Regions from separate parts of the Homo sapiens genome. Here regions 2 and 3 are each linked to region 1. A link is a contact called in ENCODE Hi-C or POLR2A ChIA-PET data. All regions are on one chromosome and are shown on one strand. The core of a region is the stretch at or near the end of the contact, and the rest is flanking DNA. Distances in the headings are between cores, read along the strand shown.

What was found. Hi-C counts contacts between places; a loop is a spot of excess contacts on that map. ChIA-PET counts read pairs that join two places held with the same protein, here RNA polymerase II (POLR2A). Pooled maps may share reads with other maps.
Region 2: a map of PC-9 shows a loop between it and region 1 (2.0-fold over the local background). The contact joins two enhancer-like sites. A Hi-C loop is called at or near these places in 2 of 168 maps with a recorded cell type or tissue (Caco-2 and PC-9) and 2 of 50 pooled maps. POLR2A ChIA-PET finds 5 or more read pairs at or near these places in 2 of 52 experiments (OCI-LY7 and PC-9).
Region 3: a loop to region 1 is called in a map of PC-9, with 8 times the contacts of the local background. The contact joins two enhancer-like sites. A Hi-C loop is called at or near these places in 5 of 168 maps with a recorded cell type or tissue (Caco-2, Calu3, DLD1 and 2 more) and 1 of 50 pooled maps. POLR2A ChIA-PET finds 5 or more read pairs at or near these places in 1 of 52 experiments (PC-9).

What each region holds. Positions count from the first base shown.
Region 1 is chr13:73,136,528-73,140,983 of GRCh38, reverse strand. No RefSeq gene overlaps it. Among named protein-coding and RNA genes, the nearest start is that of KLF5, 80 kb to the right of the region's middle. Within about 2 kb of position 2,208, at least 9 of the 41 ENCODE cell types and tissues checked have a DNase peak (open chromatin) inside an H3K27ac peak, as active enhancers do; they include PC-9, where a contact is called at or near this core.
Region 2 is chr13:73,246,299-73,250,754 of GRCh38, reverse strand. No RefSeq gene overlaps it. Among named protein-coding and RNA genes, the nearest start is that of KLF5, 190 kb to the right of the region's middle. Within about 2 kb of position 1,859, at least 4 of the 41 ENCODE cell types and tissues checked have a DNase peak (open chromatin) inside an H3K27ac peak, as active enhancers do; they include PC-9, where a contact is called at or near this core.
Region 3 is chr13:73,213,668-73,218,123 of GRCh38, reverse strand. No RefSeq gene overlaps it. Among named protein-coding and RNA genes, the nearest start is that of KLF5, 160 kb to the right of the region's middle. Within about 2 kb of position 2,148, at least 3 of the 41 ENCODE cell types and tissues checked have a DNase peak (open chromatin) inside an H3K27ac peak, as active enhancers do.

The DNA.
Region 1 (4,456 bases), core at 959-3,458:
GACTGGACTCCTCCATGGAGCTGAAAATTCCAACTCAGAGAGAATGCTCTGTCCCTGCCTTACTGCCAGAGTGTGAACTGAGACTAAACACACACGAATCACTTTAAGATCTTGGAATCCCTGTTACTTAAAGATGGGAGAGACTGAGGCACTCTGGGTTTATGACCTCCCAGCTAAAAGACTTTCTGCCACAGATTTTATATCCAGCAGCCATTTCAGAATGGTTTAAAGCAGGCAATATGGTTGGGAGGTCAGGCACATGGCTTGTCCCAAAGCTGAGTTTTCACAGCAATCACACTGTTTTTATTTAGATTGGATTTTACAATCAACAAAACTTGCAAAAATCCCTAAAGATGCCTTTACTTAAAATTCATATAAGAGAATACTGCCGGGCACAGTGGCTCATGCCTGTATTCCCAATATTTTGGGAGGCCAAGGCAGGAGGATTGCTTGAGGCCAGGAGTTCAAGACCAGCCTGTCAAACATAGTAAGACCCCATCTCTATTTTAAAAAAGAAAAAAAGGCCAGGCACAGTGGCTCATGCCTGTAATCCCAGCACATTGGGAGGCCAAAGCGGGCAGATCACCTGAGGTCAGGAGTTCAAAACCAGCGTGACCAATATGATGAAACTCTGTCTTTACTAAAAATACAAAAATTAGCCTAGTGTAGTGGCATGTGCCTGTAATCCCAGCTACTCGAGAGGCTGAGACAGGAGAATAGCTTGAACCTGGGAGGCAGAGGTTGCAGTGAGCCAAGATTGAGCCATTGCATTCCAACCTGAGCAACAAGAGCAAAACTCCATCTCCAAAAAAAAAAAAAGGCCACATACAGTGGCTCATGCCTATTATCCCAGCACTTTGGGAGGCCAAGGCAGGAGGATCGATTGAGCCCAGGAGTTCAAGACCAGCCTGGGCATCATAGTGAGACACAGTCTCATTTAAAAAAAAAAAAAAAGAAAGAAAGAAAGAAAAAGAAAAAAAAGATCAAGAATATACCAATAGTCCATATTAGTAATTATGATGATTGTTGTTATTGTTATGACTACTATGGGGAGGGGGGTTACAAAGCTGACTGAGTACGGGTTAAAGCCTTCCCAAGCCACAGGTTATTACCCAAAAATAGAACATAAAGAAAAATCCTTATGAAATGGTGCCCAGATTCCATTTAAAGACGTGTAGGCCAGGTGCTGTGGCTCACGCCTGTAAATCCTAGCACTTTGGGAGGCCAAGGCAGGTGTATCACTCACGATCAGGAGTCTGAGACCAGCCTGGACAACATGGTGAAGCCCGTTTCCACTAAAAATACAAAAATTAGCCAGGCTTGGTGGTGCACACCTGTAATTCCAACTACTCAAGAGGCTGAGGTAGGAGAATTACTTGAACCCAAGAGGCAGAGGTTGCAATGAGCCGAGATCGCACCACTGCACTCCAGCCTGGACGACAGAACGAGATTCCGTCTCAAAAAAAAAAAAAAAAAGAATAAAAGAAAGACAGGTAAACCTCAGAGAAATGACTGGGCTGGGAAGGAAGCAGCCTATTTATGACAGCCACGCACTTTACAAAAGCTCTCAGTGGGGGACGACAAGGCAAGCAAAGAAAGAACTTTCTTAAGTAAATATGAAATCAATTAAAGGAACAGATCCCTGGAAATAAATCATTTACAGAAACAGGTCCCACCTGTGGTTTCTAACACAAAATACACTGAATGCTCTACCTCAAGTCACTAAATGAAAACGGATTCCAAAGTAATTCAGTCTCTATACATGGTGAGTAAGAGGCGAGCTGCTAAAGCAAACCCTGCAAAACAAAGGTTTTCAAGATATCAAATCCATAGCCTTTCTTATCACAAAAGAGGTGAATGAATATGATGGTATTCTTACAGCATGTTTGCCATAGCATTTGTCAGGGAGTTATCCTGTGCAAAGGTAAGGTTTGGTATGCAGTGTCATTATTTTCCCACCTACTTCTGTCACAAGGTCTACTTAAAGGGCAGTTTCTTTCCTTAGTTCTTTAAATGCTTCCAAAAAGATATCTTAAGGTCAAGAAACTCCAGCAATGTGCAAATATCTTTCGGGAGTCGTCGATTTCCCCCTAGTACCATTAGGGGAAATGTTATTGTAGGCAGTCTACAGCAAGTTAATGGAGGGTCAAGTTTCTGTTTACTTTGGGACAGTATTAGTAATCGGAACCAGGAGGAAGGAGGCCTGGCGGCACAGGAGCACAGCATTCTTGGTCAGGCTGCCTTCGTTTGCTAGTTCGGATTCCAGAGTATGTTGAAATGATATTTCACATTCAATATTTGGAGAAAAAAACATATATATATATATTTACATACACACATACACACACACGCACATACACACACACATATATATAGTATCTATTTTGCTCTCCTTTCAAGACTTTTAGCCTTTCCACATTGGCAAAGGCTGGATTATAAGATTTGGATTCATTAGTGTTGCAACAACTCTGAGATTTGGTAGCTGAGGATTTTTTGTATTCTTTGCAAATTAGTCATAACGAGATGGGGTTTGATGACATTTTTCTCCTCAAACAGCCTCTTAGTAACCAAAGTTCAATAACAGATTAATACTCCTTTATCCAAACAAATTAAACAAATTCCGGAATATTTGGCTACATACTGGTACGTTCAACAAATATTTATTTGGTGCCGATCATGTACCTGGCACTAAGCAAGGCACTGAGGGGACAAAAGTGAACAAGACAAACTAGTGCTTATGAAGAGGCAGCAAGAGGAGTGTCTTTGCAGAGATGGAACAGTTCTATGTCCCAATTGCGGTGGATACATGAACCTGTACAAGGGGTACAAGATCGTAGAACCACACATATGTGCACACACACACTCACACATACACACAAGTGTATGTAAACTGGTGAAACATCAGAAAGGTCCTATAAGTCTAAACAATGGTATTATATCAATGTCGGTTTCTGAATTTTGATAATGTACAATAGTTATATAAAAATGTAATTCTTTTGAGAAACTAGATAAAGGGTACATAGAGGTATTTATATTATCATTTTAATTTCTTTTTTTTTTTTTTTTTGAGATAGAGTTTTGCTTTTGTCGCCCATGGCAATGTGCGACAAAGTGCAATGGCACAATCTCAGGTCACTGCAACCTCTGCCTCCTGGGTTCAAGCAATTCTTCTGCCTCAGCCTCCCGAGTAGCTGGGATTACAGGTACCGGCCACCATGCCTGGCTAATTTTTTGTATTTTTAGTACAGATGGGGTTTCACCATGTCGGCTAGGCTGGTCTTGAACTCCTGACCTCACTTCATCCACCTGCCTCAGTCTCCCAAAGTGCTGGGATTACAGGCGTGAGCCACCGCGCCCAGCCTATCATTTCAATTTCTTATGACCCTGAAGTTATTTCAAAATAAACTATTAATTTTTAAAAAGACTAGTCTTTGCTCTCACGGAGCTTGCATTCTAGTGGGAGAAACAGATAACTAACAAGTAGACAAAATAATCCCCAAATTACTTTATGTAGTGTGAAGAACATTGTTTAACAAGTGCCATGATATGAAATAATAAAAGATCCCATCCTTATCAAAGGACAATCAGAGAAGAGCTCTGTGAGGATAAGACATTCAAGCTGAGACCTAAAAAATAAGAAAGAGCCAGCCAGGCTTAGAGAGACGACCAGGAAACACAGAAGAACCTATCTAGTTTAAATCGTTAGAATGACCTTTGAAATTGTGACTTTATTAAGACAAAGTCTTGAAGGGTAGCCAGAGTTTGATGAGACGACCTTAGATTATTGGGAGGGTTGTGGTCCTAACAGAAAGCAAGAATATAAAAAGAATGCAAATACCTCTCGAGTACAATTGTCTTTAGCTCCAATAGAGTGCAGGACATTTAAGTGTCTTAAGAGTCAACAACATGCAAAATTCAATCAAGTGCTGAAAGCAGGTGGAGTAGATGGAAGAATTAGGAAACAGCTCTTGAAATCAGAGTTTAGGAATCTGAAACCACTCCTACTACAAATAGGATCACAGAGTCTCAGAGTCTTCAAGAGTGCATTTAGCCACACACATGCAGCTATGACTGTAGAGGAAAAAATATTTTGAGATATAATCTTGTCCACAGAGCATAAGCACCTTCCAGCCCTAAAAAAGTCTCCAATTATGTAGAGAAATGACCAAGCACAGTGGCTCATTCCTGTAATCGCAGCAATTTGGGAGGCTGAGGTGGGCCGATCGCTTGAGCCCAGAAGTTCAAGACCAGCCTGGGCAACATGGCAAAACCCATCTCTACTAAAAATACAAAAATTACCAGACATGTTCCTGTGTGCCTGTAGTCCCAGCTACTTGGGAGGCTGAGGTGGGATCACCTGAGCCTGGAGAGGCTGAGGCTGCAGTGAGCCATGTTCGTGCCACTGCCCTCCAGCCTGGGCACAGAATGAGATCCTGTCTCTAAATAAATAAATAAA
Region 2 (4,456 bases), core at 610-3,109, 110 kb before region 1:
AATTGTTGCCTTGATAACCCAGCCAGCCCTCGAAGCAGTGTCATGTTGTAGTATTGATTAGTAGTGTCCAGAGCTAAATTATCTTAACAAAAAGGCAACATTTACATTTTGGCTTCTGAAAATTTTGATCCTTGCTAAAATAAAATAAGCAAGGTTTGCCTTCAGTACTGTTAATCTACTGCTTTCCTTCCTACTGCATTATGATAAAGACTTCTAAATCTTATCTGATTAGCATTACCCTTATTTCCTTACTAGCAGAACCACTGGGAAAGGAAGGCAGGTGCCCAGTCCAGAAAACTACCTTTCTTAGCCCTTTCCCAGACAGGCATGTGATGTGGTGGCACGTCAGGGGACACTCTATAAAGGAGACTGCCTTAATCAGCAGATCCTCTTCGCTCATGCCGCTCTTCCTCTTTTTTCTTCTTGAGTCATGGTTGTGATTGCCGGAGCTGCAACAACCATTTTGTGAGCCTGAGGATGAGAGCAGAGAGCCTGATTCCTGATGACATCAGGGAGCCGCCATATAACAGACCAGCTTGCCTACATCTGGACTTAAATGAGATCAACGTAAACCCTCATCTTGTGGAAGACACTATTTCACAGTCCCTATTAGCAGCTGCAGATTATAACTTCTGATACATTCTCTAAGAAGTTTTTGCCCCATGCCCTGCCTGAGCTCCCTGCTCCGGGACACTCACCTCTCAGTCCATCACCTACTTCTACCTTTCAGAAAATGATTGTTTTCCCTCTATGCCTCAGGCCTTCTCTCTGCCAAACTCCACTCTAGCGAAAAAAAATTGTTTTCATCTTCTCAAAGATGGCTTTGGTACTTTAACTATTTTTATTTATCTTGGAATGTATTTATAAGCCACCACCTTTTCAAAAAATTTACATAAGGCAGTTTATCACCTAGCTAATCTGATTATTTAATATGCATCATTGGGGTAATAGAAGAGGTCATGGTAGAAAATAAATGAGAAAGTAAAATATAGAGACAGTTGTATTATGCCCATGATAGCTAAAGAAATAGAAATGGAATTCTTTCCTACCCAAATACCCTTATGTAAACAAACAGGCAATCTTTTTAAGCTTTTAAAAAAAACAGTTGGTGAAGATGATTTAACTAGAGTGAGATTAAATAACCACAGCAAATTAAAATGTGAGCTATCATCAATTTTTTTTCAGGGGCCCAAATGCAGCAAATTAAATGAAGTTTAGAAACATTCTTCTCAAAAACATGGGCTTCTTCTTTCGAAAACTCATTCCTTGCTGGAGTGGCTACTTCATTTGCTCTGTTTATTGTCATTACACTATCAGCAAGTTGGACCAAAGGCACTTACAAACATGTGTGATTGTTTGGGTTAAACTGCAGCTGCTCGTGAGGCTGTTCATACTGACCCCATCTGGAAGGCTGGCTACCGAAGCAGCCCTCTTTCCCTGACTATTCTACTTTCAAAGACTCTTCTCCTTTCAAAGACGATGTACACTTATCTTTTGCACCTGAGCTTGCTGAGAAGGCCATGGAGACACTGCTTTTCTGCAACCTACCTCCTTGGAGCTGTTCCCAGCTTATTCTTCTTGCCTGATTAAAGCTTAAAGCAAACTCAGAACTGGGCTCCAAATGTTGCTTTCCTATTTCCTTTGCAACTCTGTAAACTGGGTTTCTGTCTTTAAAACCCGTAAGTTCTTCCCTTCTTCTTCCTCCACTAGGATCTGATAATCAGTAGGAAAAGGAGGAGAGAGAGGAGTGGGGGACGAGGTGGGGGAAACAAACTGTGCCTGAAAAACAAAGTTGTTACTCTTGAGGCAGAAGGCTTGCTTCCAAAAGCAGTGACTCACTGCACTGAGGGACATTGTCTTGCCTAATAAGTAAAGGCATGTGGCCAAATACACACCTGCCCACAGGTAAGGAATTTAATTCTTCCCAGGACTGCAGATACCATGAGCTTTACATGCAAACATACAGCTTTGCTTCTGCATATTTGCATGGCAATGATTTCTAGATTTCCATTCCACTCCACCTCTCGGCTGTCATTTCACAAAACAAGTGAGGAAATGGCCATGTGCTTAGGAAACTCAGAAGCTGATGGTTAAAAAAATCAACTGCGCCACAGCCTCCTCTCTGAAAACTTATAATTTTTATTGGGAAATTCTGATCAACTTCGTTATGTTGTATCTTTAGTTTCTCTTATTTAAAAAATGCCTGAAATATGTGTACTCTGATTTTTTGAGGTGTTTTAATGTATCAAAAGGGGCATTTGGTTGTAATTATCAATGTTATTTCAGTTTTAATTTAAAGGACCTTATCGCAACTTTATTCGTTATGTACTATAAACGCTATCTCCACCTCTGCCATTTAATGGAGAATTTTTGATTGATGACTCTCAGATCTCTATCTCCATCCCAGATCACTTTCCTCAGACTCATATGTACCAACAAGAGATGTAGTACAGTGATTAAATGAAAAATTTTGAAAGGCAGACTACTTATGAAGCCCAGCTCCTCCATTGACTGCTTATGAAGCCCAGCTCCTCCATTGACTGCTTATGAAGCCCAGCTCCTCCATTTACTATGTGACTTTGGATAAATTACTTAATCTCTCTGCCTCAGTTTCTAAATCTATAAAATAGGAATAATACGATATTGTATTAATTCTAAGAGGGACGTTTTAACATCTTTGAATCAAGATGTGTCTTACAATGGATGGTACCTTAGATTTGATGAAATAAACTAACAATAGCTGTTAGGGTGGCTGTGGGAATTAAATTGATCAAAATATACAATTTATGACAATATTTGGTGTATACTGAGCTTTCAATAAATGTTAGCCAGTATTATTGCATTAATGGGCATATCATTTTCAATTTTCAGGCATCTCAAACTCATCTTTCCTTCAAAGATGATTCCCCTATATTCCTTATTTTGTTTAATGTTAGTCACACAAGTCAGAAACATAAAAATCATCCCTGGCCATTCCTCTCCTTAAGCCTCCACATTCAATCACTTAACAAGCTCTCTTAATTTTACAGTCTAAACATCTCCCATCTTTCCTCTTCTTGCCATGCCCACTGCCACTGCAGTCATCATCTCTGACCTGGAACACGGCAGCCTGCCGTTCAAACTCCACTTGGCCTTTAGAGTCATCTTCCTGACATGGGAATCACATTCTAACTCTCCCTGTCTCCAACTTTTCAGTGCCTCCCCAGAACCACCAGGATGAAGTTCACTTCTTGCTGGGGCACCAGAGTCTTGGGTTGTGAGGCTTCCAGACCTTGATTGGCCTCACCCTGGGCCACAAGCCTTCCTCGCCTGATGCTCCATCCTCACATGTCACTTGCCACTCCCTGAACACTCATGAAGGCTGATGTCTCTGGGCTCTTCCCTCTGCCTAAAGTGGTCATTCCCCTTTGATCCACTTGTGTGTATCCTTCAAGACTCAGAAAGCCATGATTATCTTTCTCCTTTCCCCTCCCTCTCCTAGACAATTTTTTTTTTTTTGAGACTGAGTCTCATTCTGTCACCCAGGTTGGAGTGCAGTAGCATGATCTTGGCTCACTGCAACCTCTGCCTCCCAGGTTCAAGCGATTCTCCTGCCTCAGCCTCCCCAGTAGCTGGAACTACAGGCTCACACCACCATGCCTGGCTAATTCTTTGTATTTTTAGTAGAGACAGGGTTTCACAATGTTGGCCAGGGTGGTCTCAAACTCCTGACCTCAGATGATCTGCCCGTTTCGGCCTCCCAAAGTGCTGGGATTACAGGCGTGAGCCACCATGCCTGGCTCCTCTCCTAGATACTTCTATAGGCCCTTCTAGGTGCTCCCATGTCACCTTGTTTTTACTTCTACTCCATTTCTCTAATTCCCAGTCAATGTATATCCCTTACTTGACAGCAAATCCTTTAAGATCATATTTCTTTATCTTTAGCCATTTCCTGTCACATAGCAACCAACACATGATTGTTAAATGAATGAAAGAATAAAAGTAACAATGTACATGGTATTGTATGACAATATATTGAGAAAAATATGTTGAGAAAAACCAAGAGAGAATAATATAAGAAAAAATCCATTTAAACCTTTTGTGTTAGCTGCAACAATCAGTTCTTTTTCTTGAAATATGCCTTCTTCTCATTTTCCTTTCCTAGAAAGTGCCATCACTCTGATAAACAATCCGCGCTATAATGCCTTCAGGCCAGGGTACTGATGCTCTGTTTTTCAAATATTGACACCAACATGCTATATGGGCACCTGGTACGTGATTATTGTTCTCAGTCCTATTGCAGGACATCTTTTAGTGCAAGGCCCTGTTTTTACTGAAAAGTTGACAAACTCAACATGCTGTTAAGAATAAAAATTGCACATGTGGTAATGATAGAACAATGGAAAATGTGGACAAACATTCTCTGATGTAGCACATTCTCTGATGTAGATTGCTTCTTAAATGACTGTCCCTTACT
Region 3 (4,456 bases), core at 899-3,398, 77 kb before region 1:
AAAGTGGGTGGGGGAAGGGTTTTAGTCGGAGAGAAGGGCATCTCAAAGACATAGAGCCAGGAGGATCTTAGGTCAGTGGTGTTCATGTGTGATGATAACTGCAGAGTCTTGGGGAACATCACAGAACCACACAGACCTTGTAAAGGTCACATATTCAAGCTGCAGCATCTACACCTGGTTACACTTCACCTTGTCAAATCACACACTCACAATTTTATCCCACATTCTATCTTTTCCCATTTTTTTATTAAACATATATAATTAGGATGGGTCACTTATGAAGAATAGTATTTAGTAGTCTCATCACAGAATAATACAAATGAACACATTTCTATCAAAAGCTGTAAATGGCCAGGCACAGTGACTCACAGCTGTAATCCCAGCACTTTGGGAGGCCGAGGTGGGCAGGTCACTTGAGGTCAGGAGTTCAAGACCAGCCTGGCCAACATGGCGAAACCCCTTCTCTACTAAAAATACAAAAACTAGCCAGGCATGGTGGTGCGTGTCTGTAGTCCCAGCTACTCAGGAGGCTGAGGCAGGACAATCTCTTGAACCTGGAAAGCGGAGGTTGCAGTGAACCGAGATCATGTCACTGCACTCCAGCCAGGGTGACAGAGTGAGACCCTTTCTCAAAAGAAAAAAACAAAAATACAGATTCCTTGGTCCCATTCCTGACTTACTTAAAATCAGAATTTCTAGGGATGGGACTTTGGAATTTGTATTTTAAAAAAATAAATAAATAAAGCTGTAATGTCCTAACATACAAGCTGTGTTTATAACTTTATTGAAGTAATTCCTATATAATCTTTCTGAAGACAAGGCTTCAGCTGCATGGCATGTAATCTAAACTAGACAAAGGTTATACTTCCCACCCTCTATAGAAACTTACAATCATATATTCCAATAATAAGATTCTGTAGAGATGAAGTGGTTGTTTTGTATAACAAGATCGTATATCTTCCAGCTAGAATAAAATGAGGTTTTGAAAACAAAGTAATTACATTGTTAAATGGGACATAGAAAAGACATTTCGCCTCCTAAGAATGTTTGTTATGAATTTAAACAGAAAATATTTTTATGGGAACAGCAATAATAAGTTATGAACAATTCTATTTTGAAAAGTTTTTTTAATGAATCAATGTTTTTGCTTGCAAAGAACATTCTTCTAACTTGATATGTTAATGTTCTATAATATATCTTTTAGTTGAAATATTGCATCACTCACTACTTCTATTTTGCCTAGCAAAGGACAAATCATTTTAATTTTGTGCAAACCACACATCTGTTTTATATGAGAGATCACTATTTCTCACTTGCTAAAAATATATACAAGACAAAAACAGCCTCCCAAAAACTACCCGGCTACACATTTAGCCCTACTACAAACATTCTGTGGTCCTTGAATTGAGCAAATCACCAACTAAATTGGCAAATGTTAATATTGCTGTCTGCTTTTCATAGAAAGAAGTGCTCTGTTTCTGTTGGACACGTTTTCAGGAAAGTGAGGTAATCCTCAATTTTTCCCTAGGAAAGTAAGCCTGGGGCATGCTCAGAAGTGGCTTGGTGAGGCCATTGTTTGAAGGTAAAAGGAGGTGGTTAGTGGTATGATGAAACTGAGATAAGACTGAACGCAAAGGCAATCAGTAAGAATGTTCAAAGTCATTGACGTCAATTAGACTTTTACCGAAGAAATGACTATAGTATGTGGCCTCTGGATTAATAAATCATTATTGATCAAACAGCTCTTCCTTCCCCTTCTCACCACCTGGCCGTTCAAATAAAAAGTACCTTCTTCCTTATGCCCCAAGTCCAAAAAAAAAAAAAAAAAAAAAAAGGAAAGGGGAGTGTTTTAAAATACTTCCAATCTTTTCCTATACTGGTTGTAAAACATGATCTGAATGTCCTTCAATATCTACTTCTTGAAGGCAATCAAAAAATAAATTAAGTGAATTGACGGGATGTCTTTGCCAATGCTCACATTTCATGTCATATGTTTGTGATCACAATTATGCCGAAGACCAGTGCTCTCATTCCTTCCCTGAAGCTGTGGTTCCTCAAGTATGAAGGGAATGAGTTACATTCCTTGTAGGTTCTAGCCATTTCCCGTTTCTCAATTAAGAAACTTGCAGGTTACTGGGCCGGGCGCAGTGGCTCATGTCTGTAATCCCAGCACTGTAGGACGCCAAGGGAGGAGGACTGCTTGAGTCAATACTAGCCTGGGCAGCATAGTAAGACCTCATCTCTACAAAAGATAAAAAATTAACCAGGCATAGTGGCATACACCTGTGGTCCTAGCTACTCAGGAGGCTGAAGCAGGAGAACTGCTTGAGCCCAGGAGTTCGAGGCTGCAGTGAGCTGTGATTGTGCCACTGCAGTCCAGCCTACGCAACAGAGCAAGACCCTATCTCAAAAAAAGAAAAAAAAGAAAAGAAAAAGGAAAGAAAGAAACAGCGATTACTAACAACCTGGGCTTCTGGAACTTCCTGATCTTTCCCCTAGTACCTGACAGAGAAAGTAGCCCCCAAAGACATTAAATGAAAAGCGGGAAGAGCTGAGATCTTAGGAAAATCTTGGCTTAATGAAATCACTCTAGTATGCCAGAGATACATTGGAAAATATTTTGTTCTCTTTATCACTTATTCAGCAGCTTATTTGTTAATTATTTTGTAATTACTAATTAGTTCGTCCTCTCCCAATTTCACTTCACTGTTTTGCATTGACTAAGACGAGAAGATGCATTTTGTCTACTTTACATTAGTGAAACTGAGAGCCAAGAGATTTCACTGAAGTAGTCAATGCTATGACACTGGGGATGGAAGTAGCCCTAACCCCAATTCTGGTCATGCTTTCTATGTGGAATCTCTGAATTCATAATGGTAATACCTCATATTTACATAGCATTTTCATAGTTTCCAAATGCCTTCAGTGGGTTTGTCTTATTTAATCTGAACAATAGCCCCCTGAAAAATACAGCAGACACTATTCATTCCCATATTCGGAGGAGAAAAATGAGACTTCAGAGAGTCTATGTAAGAACCCAGATCTGGTTCCAAATCAAAAGATTTGAAGCTTTAGGTCTAAATAATGTCATGCCCTGAAAGAAAATTCAAATGAATCCACTTTTTGCCATCACCACAGCCCAAATTATGGCCCATATCATCATCATTTTGATTCTCACAGTTCTGACTTGTAATTACATCATCTCTTACATCGACTCTTTTTTTTTTTTTTTTTTTGAGACAGAGTCTCGCCCTGTCACCTAGGCTGAAATGCAGTGGTATGATCTTGGCTCACTGCAACGTCCGCCTCCCAGGTTCAAGTGATTCTCCTTCCCCAGCCTCCCGAGTAGCTGGGATTACAGGCGTGTGCCACTACACCCAGCTAATTTTTGTATTTTTAGTAGAGACGGGATTTCACTATGTTGGTCAGGCTGGTCTCGAACTCTTGATCTCGTAATCTGCCCTCCTCAGCCTCCCAAAGTGCTGGGATTACAGGCGTGAACCACCGCGCCCAGCCACATCGACTCTTACATAGTCATCTTTGACTCTTACAGTTCTGACATGATGCCCCTCCCTGTCTCCATTCTTCCCCTTAAGGCATGCACTGCCAGCTGATCTTTTGATGCTATTTGTCAGATCATATTACTGCCTTGCTTGGAACCCTCCAACAACTTCTTTCTTATTGCAGGTAGAATTAATCTAAGCTCCTCACCATGGCCTAAATGTCTTCCATGATCTACCTCCGGAGCACCTCTCCAATTTCAGGTGGTGCCTGCCGCATGGGTCCTCTCTGCTCTTGAGCACAGTAAACTAACTCATTCCACTTGAGAGCCAGTGCACGTGTTCTTCTGTTTGCCTAGAACATGAGTTCCTGGGTCCCAGGGCTCCTCATCATTCAGGCCAGTTCACATGTCATGTCCAGGCCTTCCTTGACTAAATCACTCTCCTTTACCCTATTACCTGGTAGGATTTCTTGATAGCATGGCTATCTGGAATTATCTTACTTGTTTATTTTCTCTTTCCCCTCTCCACACACATGTCCTATTTCCTAGTATCTTTTATTCCTAGCATCTTGACCTAGTATGTAATTGACATCCAATATAATCTTTTGAATGAATTTGTGAAAAACATATGGTATGCATTTTTATATCTATGCTATAGATGTACCTAACTATTTAATTGTATGGACACAAATCATGTATTTTATTAATTCCCAGCTTATGGACAATTGGGGTGTTTGTAATTTTTGCTACTATAAGCCACATAGAAACAGACAGCTTTGTTCTTACAACTTTGTGCATTTGTTCCATTCTGTAGGGTCAATAGGGACACAGGTTTTGAATCTTTTTTTTTTTTTTTTTTTTTTTTGAGATGGAGTCTCGCTCTGTCGCCCCAGGCTGGAATGCAGTGGTGCGATCTCAACTAACTGCAACTTCTGCCTCCCCCGTTCAAGCAAT